Regions from separate parts of the Homo sapiens genome. Here regions 2 and 3 are each linked to region 1. A link is a contact called in ENCODE Hi-C data. All regions are on one chromosome and are shown on one strand. Each heading gives the region's core, a stretch centred on a gene start or an enhancer-like site at or near the end of the contact. The rest is flanking DNA. Distances are from core to core; before and after follow the strand shown.

Region 1 (2,700 bases), core at 196-2,695:
TTTCAAAAGATCACGATATAGGCAGATACCTTAAAAATTCTCTGGGGGCAAACAAATCAGTATATATTAGATGTACAGGGACTGCAGCCAAGACAGGCATGAGTTCCTAGGTTATAAATATCATCTTTATAAAAAGTGGGTATTTTATAGGACATCCAAGTAACACCGACTTATAAAAGCAAACACTGTACTTAAAATGTTGGCCACATATGAAAGAATAGCTGAAGGCTTTAGGGGATTGAAGAATGGATAAACTCAACCAACTAAAAACACATTACTCATCCCTCAGAACCAAAATACAGGAAAAAAAAAAATACAACAGGTTCGCACAACATCCAGAAAAGTTCAGGGAATATGAAGTGTTTCTTGGCACCCAGTTCTCGCTGTTTTAAAATCCGTCCCTTCGTTGTTGGCTAGGCCTCTCTCCAGGGAAACTAGCCGGGGCAAGAGGCAGGGGAACTGTACATGTGGGAGGTCCTGAGGGCCCTTGCACCCACTCGACCTCCACCAAGCGGATGGCCAAGCGCCACCCGGAAGTGTCCACTGGTGGGGGCGGGAAGGCACCGTAGTCCAAGGTATCCGCGGGCAGGGAGCGGGCCAGGGCGTGCGCGAGGTCGGGGGTAGCTGGGAACGGAGGAGGAGGGGCCCGCTCGAGGCTCCGCCTCTCACCGGCTGCGGCCTCGGCTACAGCCAGGGCCCAGAGGGCTCCGAGTCCCGGGAGCGGAGGCCGGAGTCGGGTTCCTGTAGAGGCTGCTCCTCCTTGTCCCCGCTCGGACGTGGTCCCCGCTGCTCGAGGTGCAGCTGCAGCAGGGCCCGGCGGTACATGGCTTCCAGCTTCTCAAGTCGGGCCCTCAGGGCCCTGGGGCTGCCCGGCTCGTCCTCTCGGCCGCTGTCTCTAGCCCTCCGGTTCGTGCTGGCCTCTTCAGGGACCCGGCGTGCCTCCGCGGGCGTCCCGTTGCCGCCTTCGCCGGGGAGCCGCAAAGCCTGACGGAAGAGGCTGCGGTTCTCGCGCTTCAGCCGCCGGTTCTCGAGCCGCAGCCGGGCGTTCTCCTGACGCAGCCGCGCGTTCTGCCGGTCCCACTCGTCCCGCGCACGGATGGCCTCCAAGTGGCTCGCCGCCAGGTCGGCAAACCGCTCCTCCAGCTGCTGTCGGGCGCCGTCCGCGCGGCCTCGCCAGCCCACGCCGCCGCCGCCGCCGCTGGGGCTGCCCCCACCACGAGCCCGGCCGGAGCGGCCTGGCCCTCGGCCGTCCGCAGCACCGTCCCCGCCGCAGCAACTCCCGCGCCTAGTGGCGCCACCACGCATGCGCCACATCGGTCCCATCCCAACCGCGCCGCCAGCCCCGTGGGCTGAGGGGCCGCGCGGCCAGGCGCGGGCAAGTTCGGGGCTGGCAGGGCGGCCGGGGTGACGACGGAGGAGGAGAGGAGGTCGCGGGCGGCGGCTGCTGGCTTAGAGCCAAAGGAGGCCGGGAATTTGCCCAGACTGAGGCGTGTCCTGTCTCCTGTGGTGGAGCTGCCCCCTGGGCCTGCTCTCTCCAGGCTGCGCTGACACACAGTTCCCCCGGGGAGTGCTTTGCTGTTCAGCCCTCCGGCTGCGCGGGAAAAAGCGTGTATCCTCAGCTGAGTTGTGCCAGGGCGCTTCCGTGCAGGCCTGGGCACTGCAGGAACTAGCCGTCCTCGCCCGCTCCGGAGTGCAACCACCAGTGGTTACTTTGCTCTTTACACGGCATTCTCAAAACTAATGATAATAGAATGATCGGTTCTGAGACAAAGCTATGGGGCAAGTTGAAAAGCTCTAAGTGCTTCATTTAAAACCCAGTGGTTTAACCCACCCCTATGTTTAATAAAACATTAAACAGAATTGGGCTGAGTACCTGTCATGGGGTTTCCCGGTGGAAACACCTGGCTCTCCAAAGAATGCAGTCAATTCCCAATTTGTGAACAGCCAGGAATTCACTCTGTAAATTGTTCAGAACGCTATAGAAACTAGGTCATACTTAGTTGATTTGTTCAGGCCAACCCCCAAAAGCTATGAAACAAGAAGTGCTCTGTTTATTGAAGAAACTGAATACTTAGTTCCAAAGTTTCTGGGATCAAGGATGTACATCTCATTGAATGAATCATTCCTTCTTGTAGGGTCTCAACCTACATAGTAACTGGATGATTGCAAAGTAATTTAAGGATTAGGTACTGACGCCAGAATCTCTTAAGCAAGTATGCCCTAGCAAGAATCTACATGTCTAACAGGGTCCCAGAGAATTCTCAGGATAACCAAAATTTCCAAACCACTGGAGCAAGTAACGAACAAGAAAAACATATAAGTACATACATGGGGTCTTCATTGACAAGTACAAATAAGGGGAAAATATTTGCTCAATTTTTTTGTACTTTTATTTTGTTAGGCAAGATCTTAAGAGACCACAACACCAAATGTGTTCTCAATTATCTCATTTTATCACATGAAAGATATAATTTTGGAATTTCAAAAAATATAAATTTAGTTTTAAGAAGGACCACATTCCAGGCCGGGCGTGGTGGCTCACGCCTGTAATCCTAGCACTTTGGGAGGCCGAGGCGGGAGGATCACAAGGTCAGGAGATCAAGACCATCCTGGCTAACACAATGAAACCCCGTCTCTACTAAAAATACAAAAATTAGCCGGGCGTGGTGGCACGGGCCTGTAGTCTCAGCTACTCGGGAG
Region 2 (2,700 bases), core at 135-2,634, 1.2 Mb after region 1:
AAATCTGTAAAGTCTCATTTGGAAAGCATTTGGTGGCATTCATAAGTTTTTAATAGCATAAACTTTGACCCAGGAATTTCAGTTCTCACACTCTCTCCCAACATAACTCTTGTAGGAGATATATACATAAAGGTGTTTGTATTGTAGTCACAACAATACAAAAAAACCTGCACACCCAAATATCAGAAAAATATAATACAATACCAGGCAGTCAGTAAAAATAACAAACCACGTATATAAAGAAGCCTATCACAACAATGCAGGTATTCAACAGCGGGAATAACACAATACAGCTTAAGTGTAGGAACTTAAAAACACGTATCTCACGAGGAGTGATTAAAAGAGGCCGCGTATCAAAATACTAATGGAGGGGCAAGAAAAGGGACTTGACGCTTTCCCTTTATTTCCTCATTGAATGAATTTAAAGTACCTATTCATTCATTTGTTTTCAAACAAATTATGAACTTTTTTAAAACGGCGTTCTCTTGGCAGACTGGTGGCGTATAAAGAACATGGCTTTTGTAGTCAGATATTTGGATTCAAACCTAGGAGCTATTAACAAACTCTGTGACCGTGGGTAAAGTTTAACTTCTTTGGGCCTCAATTTTCTTATCTCTAATGCGGAGTTAACCATATCTACGAAAAGGTGAAGACGAAGGGAGAAGTGTTTGGCTCGCAAGGGAAATGAAGGCTAGCTTCCAACTCGTATTCTTCCGGCAGAGTGAAACCATAGGAGTGGAAGGAGCCAAGAGTTTAAAAAATAAATTAAAAAAAAAGTGATCAGGAAATCCAGAAACTTGAAGTTCAAGATTCAAGACACGGATGGGAGTGTGGGGCTCACCAGGACTTAGGTAGGAACATGAACCTCAAGGACGGACGACCTTGAGATTGCCGCGCTAGCAGTGAGCTCCAGCCTGCGCCCCATCCCTCTGGAAGCCCGACTTCTTCCGAAAAAGCAGCAGCTCCAGGAAGCGGCCAGAGGGGCGCGCACGCACCTGCTGCAAGGAGCCCGAGACGCTGGAAGAGTCGGTACTCCTCCGCTTCCGGCGCTCGCTGCGCTCCACGCTGCTCCCGCCCCAACAGCTGCCGCCGCTCCCACCGCCGGTGACACTTCCACTAAAATTGGCGTTCCCACAGCAGCTGACGCTCCCGCAGCCCCCGGCGCTCCCGCAGCCGCTAGTGCTTCCACTGCTGCCGCTGGCCAACGCGGGTACGATGTCCGGGGCCGCGAGCGCTGCGGCCGCCTCCTGACTGCTACGTTTGCGCCGTTTCTCCCGGGAGGACTTTTTCCCCGTCATGATCCCTCTGCTGCAACCATCGGAGGAAAGTCCGCTGTCTCTGGTGCGACCGAAGCCCGACTCCTGCGGCCGTGGGCGGCAGGCACTGGCGTCGCAGGTTATGCGTCACTTCCGGCCGTGGCACAGAACGTGGTGAAGCGTTATGGGCCGGGGTGGCAGGGGGGTTGCCATAACCAGTTGCGCTTCCCCCTCCGGTCGCGGAGGTCGATTTGAGTGTGTAGCGGGTAGCCTGTCTAGTCAGAGTTTGTTTTGTTTTGTTTTTATATCTCTACAAAGGATAGAAGGTGGAACTTACGTCCTTTTAACTTCAAAACTTTTTATTGTTAGTGTTTTGTCTGTTTACAATAAGGTTGAAGTATAGTTGCTGATTCTCCATTTCCGTTTACCTCCAAATCTTAAGATATTAACAACGCTATGACAATAAAGAGAATAGGGAAAAGTTGTTCCATCTCATTTTCCTCATCACCTGGGCAAATTAGGTATTTCTTGCGTAGAGTCTGACATGGACAAGTAGAGCTTGAGTTCGTTTTTGAAAATTGAGAATGGGTCAAAGCTTTATGAGATTTTATGGGTGGATGTAATCTAAATAGAAGGCAGATTTTAAGACAAGGGAGCTAGAACACTTAAAACGTGAACCAAGGTCTTTGTCGTTTCAGCAGGGGCCTTTAGCCACTGAGGGAAAAAGGTAGAGCCTGGGGCAAAGCTAGCTGGGTGGTAGTAATTCTGTGCCTTTCCCTGGGGTAAGAAGCAATTAAAGAAGCTTCCCTTCTCTTTGTCTCCTATTTGTCTCAGTCATTCAACAACTACTTAAATGCCTAAAACCAGCCTAGGGTTAATAAATAGGGACACTTCCAGCCCTAGGAAAACTGTCTTCCCCCAGGCCCCACTCTTAAATTGGCCTTGTAAGGTAAATCCTGGGGCTGAGCCCACTGTGTTCCCAGGAGTTCCGTTAAGTATCACACTCATTGGAGTCATACCTGAAAGGATTGAGAGTGTTGTGTTCACAGATAGGAAAAACACATAAAATTAATAACATGTTACATTTATAAACCTGTTATGAATTGTGTCCCTGAAACCATCATAATTTTAATAAAACTAAATTGCTAGATTTTTTCTTTTTTCTTTTTTTTTTTTTTGAGACGGAGTTTCACTCTCGTTGCCCAGGCTGGAGTGCAATGGCACAATCTCGGCTCACTGCAACCTCCGCCTCCCGGGTTCAAGCATTTCTCCTGCCTCAGCCTCCTGAGTAGCTGGGACTACAGGCATGCGCCACCATGCAGGGCTAATTTTGTATTTTTAGTAGACAAGGGGTTTCTCCATGTTGGTCAGGCTGGTCTCGAACTCCCGACCTCAGGTGATCCACCCGCCTCAGCCTCCCAAAGTGCTGGGATTACAGGCGTGA
Region 3 (2,700 bases), core at 8-2,507, 1.9 Mb after region 1:
CGTTCTTGTTTCAGATGTACTATCAGCATGTAGCAGTTTCCAACTGATTCAGGGTTTTCCTAAAGTGGCAGGCCTTGGCAGAGGTGGTGACAACAATGCCCGTGTCAAATGACACCGTATTTCAAGTATTCTGACTCCAGGTTATTAATATCCCCTATATGATAGTCTTGTTTCTGTGATATTCACAGATTATGTTAAAAGTTTCCCAAAGTCTGAGAAAAATCATATCTTAACAGTATCTTTTTTTTTTTTGATCCTTTGTACAAAAGTAGAAGTAATGCCAGACAGATTACGTACCCTTGTTGTGAACAACTGGTGCATGGCAACTGTTTGAATAGAAATTTACCAACTGCCACAACCAGGCAACTACTCTCCCAGAGCCTAACAATCTCGATTGCATCTGAAAGGGCCACCCCTCCTGGGAAAGTGCAGGACCTCCCTCCTGTTTCTGAATACAAAGCCTGGTGGTGTTCAACGCGGCCAGATAGACCCAATGAGCACACGGACATGTAATCTGTGCACTTCTTTAGACAACTGATTACCATCAGTCAAGTGATGCCCAAGTCACAATAGTCACTTCCTTTAAGCAAGTCTGTGTCATCTCGGAGCTGTGAAGCAACCAGGTCATGTCCCACAGAATGGGGAGCACACCGACTTGCATTGCTGCCCTCATATGCAAGTCATCACCACTCTCTAGAAGCTTGGGCTGAAATTGTGCAGGCGTCTCCACACCCCCATCTCATCCCGCATGATCTCCTCGCCGGCAGGGACCGTCTCGGGTTCCTAGCGAACCCCGACTTGGTCCGCAGAAGCCGCGCGCCGCCCACCCTCCGGCCTTCCCCCAGGCGAGGCCTCTCAGTACCCGAGGCTCCCTTTTCTCGAGCCCGCAGCGGCAGCGCTCCCAGCGGGTCCCCGGGAAGGAGACAGCTCGGGTACTGAGGGCGGGAAAGCAAGGAAGAGGCCAGATCCCCATCCCTTGTCCCTGCGCCGCCGCCGCCGCCGCCGCCGCCGGGAAGCCCGGGGCCCGGATGCAGGCAATTCCACCAGTCGCTAGAGGCGAAAGCCCGACACCCAGCTTCGGTCAGAGAAATGAGAGGGAAAGTAAAAATGCGTCGAGCTCTGAGGAGAGCCCCCGCTTCTACCCGCGCCTCTTCCCGGCAGCCGAACCCCAAACAGCCACCCGCCAGGATGCCGCCTCCTCACTCACCCACTCGCCACCGCCTGCGCCTCCGCCGCCGCGGGCGCAGGCACCGCAACCGCAGCCCCGCCCCGGGCCCGCCCCCGGGCCCGCCCCGACCACGCCCCGGCCCCGGCCCCGGCCCCTAGCGCGCGACTCCTGAGTTCCAGAGCTTGCTACAGGCTGCGGTTGTTTCCCTCCTTGTTTTCTTCTGGTTAATCTTTATCAGGTCTTTTCTTGTTCACCCTCAGCGAGTACTGTGAGAGCAAGTAGTGGGGAGAGAGGGTGGGAAAAACAAAAACACACACCTCCTAAACCCACACCTGCTCTTGCTAGACCCCGCCCCCAAAAGAGAAGCAACCGGGCAGCAGGGACGGCTGACACACCAAGCGTCATCTTTTACGTGGGCGGAACTTGTCGCTGTTTGACGCACCTCTCTTTCCTAGCGGGACACCGTAGGTTACGTCTGTCTGTTTTCTATGTGCGATGACGTTTTCTCACGAGGCTAGCGAAATGGGGCGGGGCAACTTGTCCTGTTCTTTTATCTTAAGACCCGCTCTGGAGGAGCGTTGGCGCAATAGCGTGTGCGAACCTTAATAGGGGAGGCTGCTGGATCTGGAGAAAGTGAAGACGATTTCGTGGTTTTGAATGGTTTTGTTTGTGCTTGGTAGGCAGTGGGCGCTCAACACATAATTGGTGGATGAAATTTTGTTTTTACCGTAAGACACTGTTAAGTGCATTCAAAACTCCACTGCAAACCCTGGTAGGGGACAGCTCCGGCACTGCGGGCGGGAATCCCACGGTCCCCTGCAAAGTCATCGCAATTTTGCCTTTACATGTAAGAATTCTCTCAAGCATGATTTTCACACTGGGGAATGTCATTTTTGCTAGTTGCAATATGTGGATGAGTTGTTTTTTTTTAACTTTTGAAAAACGTACCATTCTGTTTGATGTGTAAAAAACACAAAGATTTTTGAAACCTTGCGTCTTTTGGTCTGCAGGTGTATAGATTCCACTTACTACAGATGAGTAGCATTTACACCACTCAGATGTGTAAAAAAACAAAGGTTTTTTAAACTGTGTGCCTTTTGATCTGCAAGTGTGAGATGGCACTTACTACAGTGAGTAGCATTTAATCTTTTTCATCACTAAAAATCACACAGAACGTTTTAATCATTCACCGAGGAAGAAAGGGAGGAATAAATACACAAAATGGCTCTCAACGTCTACACCTTCTGCAGAAACAGACCCTTTTCCTACTGTTCTATGCTTTGTGAAAGTTGATCATACAAATTGGGTCATTCTTTTTATACCCAACTAAAATAGTGGGGGTAGGGGGTAGAAAAGCACTTAGGACAAATGACACTGCTCCCACAGTGTAATTCTCTCCAAGTCCAGCTGCTGCAACTGCCCGTTGTGACCTGAGACCAGTTTTATCTAATAGTTGCTAAAATGACCTGCTGCAGCTCTAATTTTATCTACCACCATCACTCACCAGTTGAAACTCACCAGCTCCTCAGATC

Evidence for each region. A loop is a pair of places that touch in the nucleus more often than their neighbours do. Pooled maps may share reads with other maps.
Region 2: a loop to region 1 is called in a map of transverse colon, with 21 times the contacts of the local background. The contact joins the promoter of CAAP1 here to the promoter of TUSC1 in region 1. A Hi-C loop is called at or near these places in 2 of 168 maps with a recorded cell type or tissue (gastrocnemius medialis and transverse colon) and 6 of 50 pooled maps.
Region 3: a map of sigmoid colon shows a loop between it and region 1 (7-fold over the local background). The contact joins the promoter of C9orf72 here to the promoter of TUSC1 in region 1. A Hi-C loop is called at or near these places in 1 of 168 maps with a recorded cell type or tissue (sigmoid colon) and 9 of 50 pooled maps.

Annotation. Positions count from the first base shown.
Region 1 is chr9:25,676,999-25,679,698 of GRCh38, forward strand. It overlaps TUSC1 (tumor suppressor candidate 1), which reads right to left and starts at 1,446. Exons shown (of 1, transcript NM_001004125.3): 1 at 1-1,446. The coding sequence starts at 1,314. The coding sequence ends at 685.
Region 2 is chr9:26,891,418-26,894,117 of GRCh38, forward strand. CAAP1 (caspase activity and apoptosis inhibitor 1) reads right to left here and starts at 1,385. Exons shown (of 6, transcript NM_024828.4): 1 at 996-1,385. The coding sequence starts at 1,298. RefSeq lists enhancers at 784-1,363, 935-1,114, 1,195-1,414, 1,364-1,943, 1,545-1,614.
Region 3 is chr9:27,572,224-27,574,923 of GRCh38, forward strand. C9orf72 (C9orf72-SMCR8 complex subunit) reads right to left here and starts at 1,258. Exons shown (of 11, transcript NM_018325.5): 1 at 1,208-1,258. RefSeq lists enhancers at 652-741, 1,340-1,867 and a silencer at 1,252-1,331.